3 separate regions of the Homo sapiens genome follow, and all the other regions are linked to region 2. A link is a contact called in ENCODE Hi-C or POLR2A ChIA-PET data. All regions are on one chromosome and are shown on one strand. The core of a region is the stretch at or near the end of the contact, and the rest is flanking DNA. Distances in the headings are between cores, read along the strand shown.

Region 1 (3,012 bases), core at 195-2,694, 140 kb after region 2:
TGGTCTCAAACTCCTGACCTCAGATGATCCGCCCGCCTCGGCCTCCCAAAGTGCTGGGATTACAGGTGTGAACCACTGTGCCCGGCTTAAAAGCATATTATTATAGTAAATACTTTTTTTCCCTTTCTTTCTTTCATTTTAAACACTGGGGTCTCCTTATGTTGTCCAGGCTAGATTCAAACTCCTGGACTCAAGCGATCCTCCCACCTCAGCCTCCCTGTTACCCTGTTGCCATGACAGCCCTGATAAAATAACTGGGAAAGTTCTCTTTCTTATTGTAAGTCCAAAAAAAAAAAAAAAAAAGGCACAGCTGCTTAAAGATTGCAGACAGCCAGGGATGTCCCCAGACCTTCTTGACCCCTGACCAGATACCAGAGGAAGATAAGATCCCTAAATCACCACAAACTGGAACAGACGACCTCTAGTCGACTTTAGATCATCAATATATAATTATAATGCTAAAATTCCTTCTCTTAAAAGAAAATCTCCATTTTGTGTAGATGGGTTGTATGAAGACAACCCAGGAATTGAGGCTCATGAATTGAGCCTGCGTGTCTGGAGTCCCACCCTGCACATGCTAGCATTCCTCTCCCTTCCTGTACCCAGGGGAAGAAACAATAAAACGTTATGCTTTTTACTGTTGAGGGAGAAGGGGCAGTTAGAGTGAGAGCCTCTCCTTCTCCATTCCTGGCCAGTGAATAAAACCTGATTGCCTTTTCCGATTGGATGTTCCTTCTTTGCCACCTACACAAAGTGGGGAGGTAACTCGGTTTGCTGGTGGCATCCTCAGTAGCTGGGACTACAGGCAATAAATTCTTTTATACGTCGCTTTTTAAACGTATTGTGCCTGTGAACAAATCTTCAAGTTATACCCAAGATTTCAAAGCTCATGATGGTCCATAGTACTCGCTCTTTAAATCAATAGCTGCGTATCCCACAGATGATTTCCTTTGGGATGATTTCCCAGAACTGGAATTGCAGATTCTTCACAATGCATTTTTAGTAGAGAAGGGGTTTCACCACGTTGGCCAGGAGGGTCTCGATCTCTTGACCTCATGATCCGCCCGCCTCCGCCTCCCAAAGTGCCGGGATTACAGGCGTCAGCCACTGCGCGCGGCCACAAAGCTCCCAACTTTTCCGTTAAGCACCGAGCTTTTTTCTAGACTAGCAGCTGAGGCCGGAAGGAATTCTGGGGAACGTAGTGCAGACTTGCAGAGAACGAGTCTCTTGGTCCTGTGCCGTAGCATTTCCGGCGGAAGTTGCTGGGCGCGGAAAGCCGGCAAGACCTTTTTTTCCGCCATCATCGCTCACGCGCGCAACCCTGGCGACGCGTGGTGGCGAGGCTCCGCCTCCCCACGCCATTGGCCAGCAGCTCCTCGGGCACGCGTATACTGCGCTTCCGGGCAATCTCCGCCCCCCCCCCCCGCATGGCCTTCTGGGAGTTGTAGTTCGGTCGCGAGCGCTGCCGTCGGGAGGCGCTCCGAGGTTCGAGGCTGTGCCCCGCGACCCCGCCTTCGGCGCTCGGCTCGCAGGATGGATCCCGTACCCGGGACAGACTCGGCGCCGCTGGCTGGCCTGGCCTGGTCGTCGGCCTCTGCACCCCCGCCGCGGGGGTTCAGCGCGGTGAGCGGCGTCGAGGGGCGGGGGTCGAATGGGGGAGGCAGTCGCTGTGGGGTGGGAGTCCGGCGCTGACCCGCGTCCTCCCGGTAGATCTCCTGCACCGTCGAGGGGGCACCCGCCAGCTTTGGCAAGAGCTTCGCGCAGAAATCTGGCTACTTCCTGTGCCTTAGTTCTCTGGGCAGCCTAGAGGTAAGAGGTGCCCACCTTCGGAACCACCAGGGTCTGCCCACCTCCCCTGCCCATTCACGGTGCCCTATGCCAGGTGCGCTGTCCCCGCTGCTAGCCACCCTCGCCGTGTCCCCCTTCCACCCCCAGAACCCGCAGGAGAACGTGGTGGCCGATATCCAGATCGTGGTGGACAAGAGCCCCCTGCCGCTGGGCTTCTCCCCCGTCTGCGACCCCATGGATTCCAGTAAGGGCTGCTTCGGAGGCGAGAGTTGTCCGGGTCCCTTGCAGGGAGGAGCGGGGGAGGAGGGACGACGGGCGCGCGGTATCTGAGCCTCGGCTGCCCCCTGGCACACGGGGTGATGACAGGGTTGGCTGAGGACTCAGAGCCCTGCCCTAGGGTGGACCGACATCCCCTGTCCTGATTCAAAATGTGTGATATGATTGGCACAGCCTGCATCCTCGAGTTAAGTGTTCAGTCCACGCCACCTGTTTCACTACTGTTGTGCTACTTGTGTCTTTTTACACCATAGCCAAGCAAAACCACTGCGCAGTTTTCTTTTTCATTTCCAGGCTTTGCACACGCCGCTTCCTCTGCCTGGGGCACTTTTTCTCTCCTTTTTGTAGCTCATTCTCCGTCCTCCGTCAGATGTCACCTTCACCCTTCCCTACCCCTCCTCTTCTGGGCCCACAACCCTAGTGCAGCCCTCCCAGCCCCACCTGAACTTTCCCACCCTTTCTTGTCATTTTTATTTGACTCAGGCTATATTCATTCATACTAGAGTTGGCAAACCTTTTTTTTTTTTTTTTTCTTCAGACGGAGTTTCGCTCTTGTTGCCCAGGCTGGAGTGCAATGGCGCGATCTCAGCTCACCACAACCTCCGACTCCCGGGTTCAAGCGATTCTCCTGCCTCATCCTCCAGAGTAGCTGGGATTACAGGCATGCGCCACCACGCCTGGCTAATTTTGTATTTTTAGTAGAGACGGGGTTTCTCCATGTTGGTCAGGCTGGTTTCGAACTCGTGACCTCAGGTGATCCACCTGCCTGGGCCTCCCAAAGTGCTGGGATTACAGGCGTGAGCCACCGCACCCGGCCAAACTTTTTTTCTTTATTTTTTCTTAGAGTTGGCAAACTTTTATGTAAAGGGCCTTATAGTAAATATTTTAGGCTTTACAGGGCAGATGATGTGTTTTGCATATTCAATTTTTTTACAATTCCTTAAAAAT
Region 2 (2,901 bases), core at 187-2,686:
GCGGATCACAAGGTCAGGAGTTCGAGACCAGCCTGACCAACATGGTGAAACCCCGTCTTTACTAAAAATAAAAAATTAGGCGTGATGGTGCATGCCTGTAATCCCAGCTACTGGGGAGGCTGAGGCAGGAGAAGCTGTTGAACCCTGGAGGAGGAGGTTGCAGTGAGCTGAGATCACACCACTGCACTCCAGCCTGGGCAACAAGAGCAAAACTCCGTCTCAAAAATAAATAAATAAATAAAACAAAGACAAGGTCTCCGCCTGTAATCCTAGCACTTTGGGAGGCCGAGGCGGGCGGATCACCTGAGATCAGGAGCTCAAGACCAGCCTGGACAACATGGTGAAACCCCATCTCTACTAAAAATACAAAAATTAGCCGAGAGTGGTGGCACATGCCTGTAATCCCAGCTACTTGGGAGGCCGAGGCAGAATAGCTTGAACCTGGGAGGCAAATGTTGCAGTGAGCCCAGATTGCGCCACTGCACTCCAGCCTGGGCGACAGGGTAAGATCCGGCTCAAAAAAAAAAAAAAAAAAAAAAAAAAAAATAGGGCCTCACTCCGTTGCCCAGGCTGGTCTCAAACTCCTGCACTCACTAAAAGAAAAGAAAAGCAACAACAAACTAGTAGGCTCAAACGATCTTCTCTCCTCAGCCTCCCAAAGCACTGTGCTTAAAGGCGTGAGCTGGGCCCTCGGCCTGGGGGTTGGAAATTGAAGCCTCTATTTTATGTATTTATTTATTTTCTGAGACAGAGTTTTGCTCTGTTGCCCAGGCTGGAGTGCAGTGGTGTGATCATGGCTCACTGCATCCTCGAACTTCCGGGCTCAAGAGATTCTACCAACTCAGCCTCCCAAGTAGCTGGGACCACAGGTGCAAGCCACCCACGCCCGGCTAGTTTTTTGTATTTTTTTGTAGGGACTGGGTTTATCCAAGTTGCCCAGGCTGGTCTCGAACCCCAGAGCTCAAGCAACCCTCCTGCCTGGGCCTCCCGAAGTGCTGGGATTACAGGTGTGAGCCACCGTGCCCGGCCTAAGCCTCTCATAAGGCCGTGCTCCCTGCCAGAGGCCACCCTTGAAGAAGATTCCCTGAGACTTAATGACCTGGGGCACCCCGGACTTTCTTAATCGTAGCTCCACCCACTCGAGCCGGGTGCCTTCGCGTTTCCCGTTTTTAAATGAGATAGTGGCACACCCGGTGGCATCCTCCCACCCGGGCTCTTATCGGCGGTCCCAGACCCTGCTTGAGCGCCTCCGGGTGTCAAGGGCCCCTGAGGACACTAAAGCTCTCGAACCCCGATGTGGACCCCCGTGCGGCGCGGGGCAGCCTGGCTGGGAACCCTGCTCGGCCCTGGAGAGGGGCCCCCCGAGCCGAGGGGAGGAGCGGCGCATGCCCACAAGCCCCCCGCGGGAAGTAGGAAATCGACCGACCAGGCGGTGCGCTTCGGACCCAGCCAGGGCATGTGCTCGGAGGCCCGCCTGGCTCGCAGGTTGCGGGATGCGCTGCGGGAGGAGGAGCCGTGGTGAGGGCGGGGCCGGGGGCGGGCCAGGAGTGGGGGTCTTTGGCCGGGGTCCACTCTGACCGCGGTGTTTGCAGGGCAGTAGAGGAGCTGCTGCGCTGCGGCGCGGACCCTAATTTGGTGCTAGAGGACGGCGCAGCGGCTGTGCACTTGGCGGCCGGAGCCCGGCACCCGCGCGGCCTGCGTTGCCTCGGGGCCCTACTGCGCCAAGGCGGGGACCCCAACGCTCGGTAAGATAGAGCCTGGGTCCGGGGCGGGGTCTCCCCAAGCCGAAGTCTGGGAATCCGGGAAGGGGCGCCCCATCATCCCGGGCCAGGCCTCGGGGCTCGAGGGTGGGGTTTAGGGGATCTTGGGGAGGGAACTTGGGGGTCCAAGGGCAGGGGCTAGGGCTCGAGGGAGGCGCTGGGGTCCCAGACCGAGGGCGTGGAATGGGGCTGCGCTAGGACCAAAGTGGGGATCAAGGGTTCGGATATTGGAGTGGAGGCACCAGGGTCAGACGGCAGAGGTTTGGGTCCTGGCCTGAGGTCATAGCATCTAGGTTCCAAGGGCAGTGTACCAGGGTGGACGGCGGAGATCCGGGAGGCCGAGAACGAAGGCTCCAGGTCCCCAGAGCGGAGATCGGGGTTCCTGCCGGGAGGCTGAGTCCGCAATGACCCCTCTTGCGCTGCCGCCCCAGATCTGTCGAGGCACTGACGCCGCTGCATGTGGCCGCCGCGTGGGGCTGCCGCCGCGGCCTGGAGCTGCTGCTGAGCCAAGGAGCGGACCCGGCGCTGCGCGACCAGGTTGGGAGGCACTGCGCGGGCAAAGAAAGGCTGGGTGAGCCCAGAGGGAGGGAAGGAAGGTAAGAGGGCCTCGGGCGCCCCCTGCTGACCGCGCCCCTGTAGGACGGACTCCGGCCGCTGGACCTGGCCCTGCAGCAGGGACACCTGGAGTGCGCGCGAGTCCTGCAGGATCTCGACACGCGGACCAGGACCCGGACCCGGATCGGGGCAGAGACTCAGGAGCCCGAGCCTGCACCTGGCAGTGAGTAGGGCCTGCAGGGCTGCTGGGGCTTGACTTCTGGACCAGTCCCTGACATCCAGGGTCTTCCCCACCCCACCCATTGGTTCTGACCGTCTCACATCCACTATTTGTGGCCAGCTCTTTCGGCCTCAGACACTCTGATCTCCTTTTTCTGTTTGATCCTATTCTCATCGCTGTCTCATCCCTCCTCCTCTCCTCTCTGGCCCCCACTCTCACCTGCAGCCCCAGGCCTCTCTGGACCTACCGATGAGACGCTGGACTCCATAGCACTCCAAAAGCAGCCATGCAGAGGTGACAACAGGGACATTGGCTTGGAGGCTGACCCAGGACCCCCCAGCCTCCCTGTTCCCCTTGAAACTGTGG
Region 3 (3,067 bases), core at 522-3,021, 200 kb before region 2:
AGCTACTCTGGAGGCTGAGACAGGAGAATTGCTTGAACCCAGGAGGCGGAGTTTGCAGCCAGCCAAGATTGCGCCATTGCACTCCAGTCTGGGTGACAGAGCAAGATGCCCTCAAAAATAATAATAATTAAAAAAAAGAATGGAATTCAGATCAGGTCATCAGTACGGTGACAGAGGGGCCACAAGATATTATGGGGGGAGAATTAGGGACAACCAATGCAAGCTTTAGGACAAGGGGGATTCCAGCAAGTTTCCTCGGAAGTAGTGGCTGGCCCCAGGTCAAACCTGGAAAGATACCACGTGTTAAACCACTCCGGGTGGAAGGGATTGCACAAGCAGATACCTTTGAAGCCCGGCCTGTACAGGGCATCCCAGCTCTCTCATTCTGCCAACCGGCAGTGCGAGGGTCCTTGTTCTTATCTTCCTGATACAGAAACAGGCCCAGGCAGGTGATGACTTCAGAGATGGTTCCTTGAGCTTTCTAGAAACATGCAGGATCCTTAGTAACCTTTAACTGGGGAAACCCAAATCTCCAGGGCCGTTTCTCACCCGCATCACCATTGACAGTTGGGGCTGTGCACTGTAGAATGTGGAATAGTGTCCCTGGCTGTCACCCATGAGATGCCAGTAGTATTCCATCCCCTCCAAGGGGTAACAACTGAAAATGACTCCAGCCATGGCCACGTGTCCCCTGGGGGCAGAATCACCTCCCCCGCCAGGTGAAATGTGATGCTCATTAGTAAAACCTGGTTCCCCTCTAGGGCCCATCATTGCCTTGGTGGGTCCTTGGTGTTTGTGGAGCCCCTGAGGAACTGCCACTAAGAGTGGGAACAGGGGCAGAGACCAGGAACTGAATCCTGCCATCCAGTCAGTTCTTAATCAGGAGGGAGCGGGTCTTGATAAAAAGGAGGAACCGTTAGGAACGGACTGTGGGAGGGTAGGCAACGTGCCCGAGGGTGGACAGCGGGTGCCCTTGTCTTTTCTTTGTCTTGTGACTGACCTGGATTTCTGGAGGAACTGTCCTCGTCTTAGAATGATCTGTTGCTTTTCTTCTGAGATTAGAGGTATTAGATTCTCTCCCAAGAGCTACTTTGGAGGTTGCCCCGGATAAACGTCGCTTTTGTAAGCTGCATTATCTCTTCCATGGGCCCTTTCGCCCGCCCGTTCCCAAGCACATACTGCTGAATTTTTGTTCTTGGTCCATCTTGCTGTCCCCTTCCCTGCTTGGCCCCCTCCTTGACCGTGACTTTGCTGCTTTACCTTGATTGGAGGAGACGCTCTGGGGCCACGGGACTGACGGTCCCTTCTGGGTGCTGCCCCCACACCCCACCCACCAGCCCTTTGTGTGCCCGGCATCCCCAGCCCAGCTGTGCCAGGCTGCCCCTGCTCGGCCGGCCATTCAGACGGCCCCAGGCGGCCTCTCGGCAAAGCAAGACAAGCCCTTCTCTTCTGCCCTCGTGGTCCCTGGAGTGGCAGAACAAAGGGCTCTGTCTCCACACCAGCCCACCGCCGCAGCCCAGAGCCCCGTTCCCTTTCAATTTCTATCGTGGCTGGGAAAGAGCCTCAGAGATTAGGCATGTTTCAGAAATGCAGCTGACGAGTTTGGGTTCTACTCATTTCCTCAGCGAGACTTTCTGAGCCCGAGCCCGATGATAAATAAAGTAGTGATTCAAGGGTTCAGCCCATGGGTTCGTCGGAGTGATGAATAAGATATCCTTGTCTGACTCACTTGTTTAAAACCCATCTCTGCCCTGCTGCACAGGGCTGTATGTGCAAGAGAAGGAGCCCCGCTAGGGGTGTTTCATGACTGTTGTTGCTGGGTGCCTGAGTTTGCTAGGGCTGCTGTAACAGAACCGCACGCTGGGTGGCCAGAACGACAGAAGTATATTGGCTTGCAGTTCTAGAGGCCAGACGTTTAAGATCACATTCAAGATCAAGGTGTTGGCAGGGTTCGTGCCTTCGGAGGGCTGTGAGAATCTGTTCCACGCCTCTCTCTGTTGGCTCATACATAGCCGTCTTCCCCTGGGTCTTCACATCGTCCTCCCTCTGTGCCTGTCTCTGTGTCCAAATTTCCTCTTATGAGGACAGCAGTCATATGGAAGGGGGCCCACCCTAATGACATCATTTTAACTGAATCATCCCCATAAAGACCCTGTCTCTAGGCGAGGCTTGGTGGCACACGCCTGTAATCTCAGCCCTTTGGGAGGCTGAGGCAGGAGGATCACTTGAGGCCAGGAGTTTAAGACCAGCCTGGACAACATAGCAAGATCCCATCTCTACAAAAAAATACTAAAATTAGCTAGACATGATGGTGAATGCCTGTGGTCCCAGCACTTTAAGAAGCTGAGACAGACAGATCGCTTGAGCCTGGGAGTTTGAGGCTACAGTGAGCTATGATCATGGCACTGCATTCCAGCCTGGGTGACAGAACGACACCCCCATCTCTTAAAAAAAAAAAAAATCCCAAATATACTCATACTCTGAAGTTCTGAGGTTTAGGATTTCAATATGTGAATATTTCTTTGTGGAGGGGAGTGGTGGACACAGCTCAGCCCATAATACTGAGAAAAGGACAAATTCAAATTACATTTTTATTTATTTGTTTATTTATTTTGGGGGCGGGGGCAGAGTCTCACTCTGTCACCCAGGCTGGGGTGCAGTGACGCGATCTCAGCTCACTGCAACCTCTGTCTCCCAGGTTCAAGTGATTCTCCTGCCTCAGCCTCCCGAGTAGCTGGGACTACAGGCGTGCGCCACCACGCCCAGCTACTTTTTGTATTTTTAGTAGAGATGGGCTTTCATTGTGTTGACCAGGCTGGTCTTAAACTCCTGACATCAGGTGATCAGCCCGCTCGGACTCCCAAAGTGCTGGGATAACAGATGTGAGCCACCGTGCCCGGCCTCAACTTACATTTTTAGATAATATAGGAACCTGGAGGGAAATGATCGTGTCAATAGAGAATAGGTCCATTTTGTCTCTTCTCACTCCTTTAAATAAACACTTTAAGGGTGAGCAGGTTGGTTGGCCACATCAATTTTGGACGCTCCCTGTTTTCCAGATCTCACA

The links. Hi-C counts contacts between places; a loop is a spot of excess contacts on that map. ChIA-PET counts read pairs that join two places held with the same protein, here RNA polymerase II (POLR2A). Pooled maps may share reads with other maps.
Region 1: a pooled map shows a loop between it and region 2 (2.5-fold over the local background). The contact joins the promoter of MVB12A here to the promoter of ANKLE1 in region 2. A Hi-C loop is called at or near these places in 3 of 37 single-sample maps with no recorded cell type and 10 of 50 pooled maps. POLR2A ChIA-PET finds 5 or more read pairs at or near these places in 13 of 52 experiments (CD4-positive, alpha-beta T cell, H1, HepG2 and 9 more).
Region 3: a loop to region 2 is called in a map of lower lobe of right lung, with 5 times the contacts of the local background. The contact joins the enhancer-like site here to the promoter of ANKLE1 in region 2. A Hi-C loop is called at or near these places in 19 of 168 maps with a recorded cell type or tissue (CD4-positive, alpha-beta memory T cell, GM12878, GM23248 and 14 more), 17 of 37 single-sample maps with no recorded cell type and 14 of 50 pooled maps. POLR2A ChIA-PET finds 5 or more read pairs at or near these places in 14 of 52 experiments (A673, B cell, GM12878 and 10 more).

What each region holds. Positions count from the first base shown.
Region 1 is chr19:17,418,603-17,421,614 of GRCh38, forward strand. MVB12A (multivesicular body subunit 12A) reads left to right here and starts at 1,445. Exons shown (of 9, transcript NM_138401.4): 1 at 1,445-1,623; 2 at 1,711-1,809; 3 at 1,936-2,032. The coding sequence starts at 1,534. RefSeq lists an enhancer at 982-1,031 and silencers at 1,192-1,401, 1,542-1,771.
Region 2 is chr19:17,280,465-17,283,365 of GRCh38, forward strand. It overlaps ANKLE1 (ankyrin repeat and LEM domain containing 1), which reads left to right and starts at 1,437. Exons shown (of 9, transcript NM_152363.6): 1 at 1,437-1,518; 2 at 1,593-1,745; 3 at 2,192-2,297; 4 at 2,400-2,538; 5 at 2,761-2,901. The coding sequence starts at 1,457. RefSeq lists silencers at 1,299-1,348, 1,359-1,448.
Region 3 is chr19:17,078,425-17,081,491 of GRCh38, forward strand. The region is part of intron 1 of MYO9B (myosin IXB); the gene reads left to right. Among named protein-coding and RNA genes, the nearest start is that of MYO9B, 4.2 kb to the left of the region's middle. RefSeq lists a silencer at 1,223-1,322 and an enhancer at 1,335-1,872. Within about 2 kb of position 1,772, at least 35 of the 41 ENCODE cell types and tissues checked have a DNase peak (open chromatin) inside an H3K27ac peak, as active enhancers do; they include A673, B cell, GM12878 and 7 more, where a contact is called at or near this core.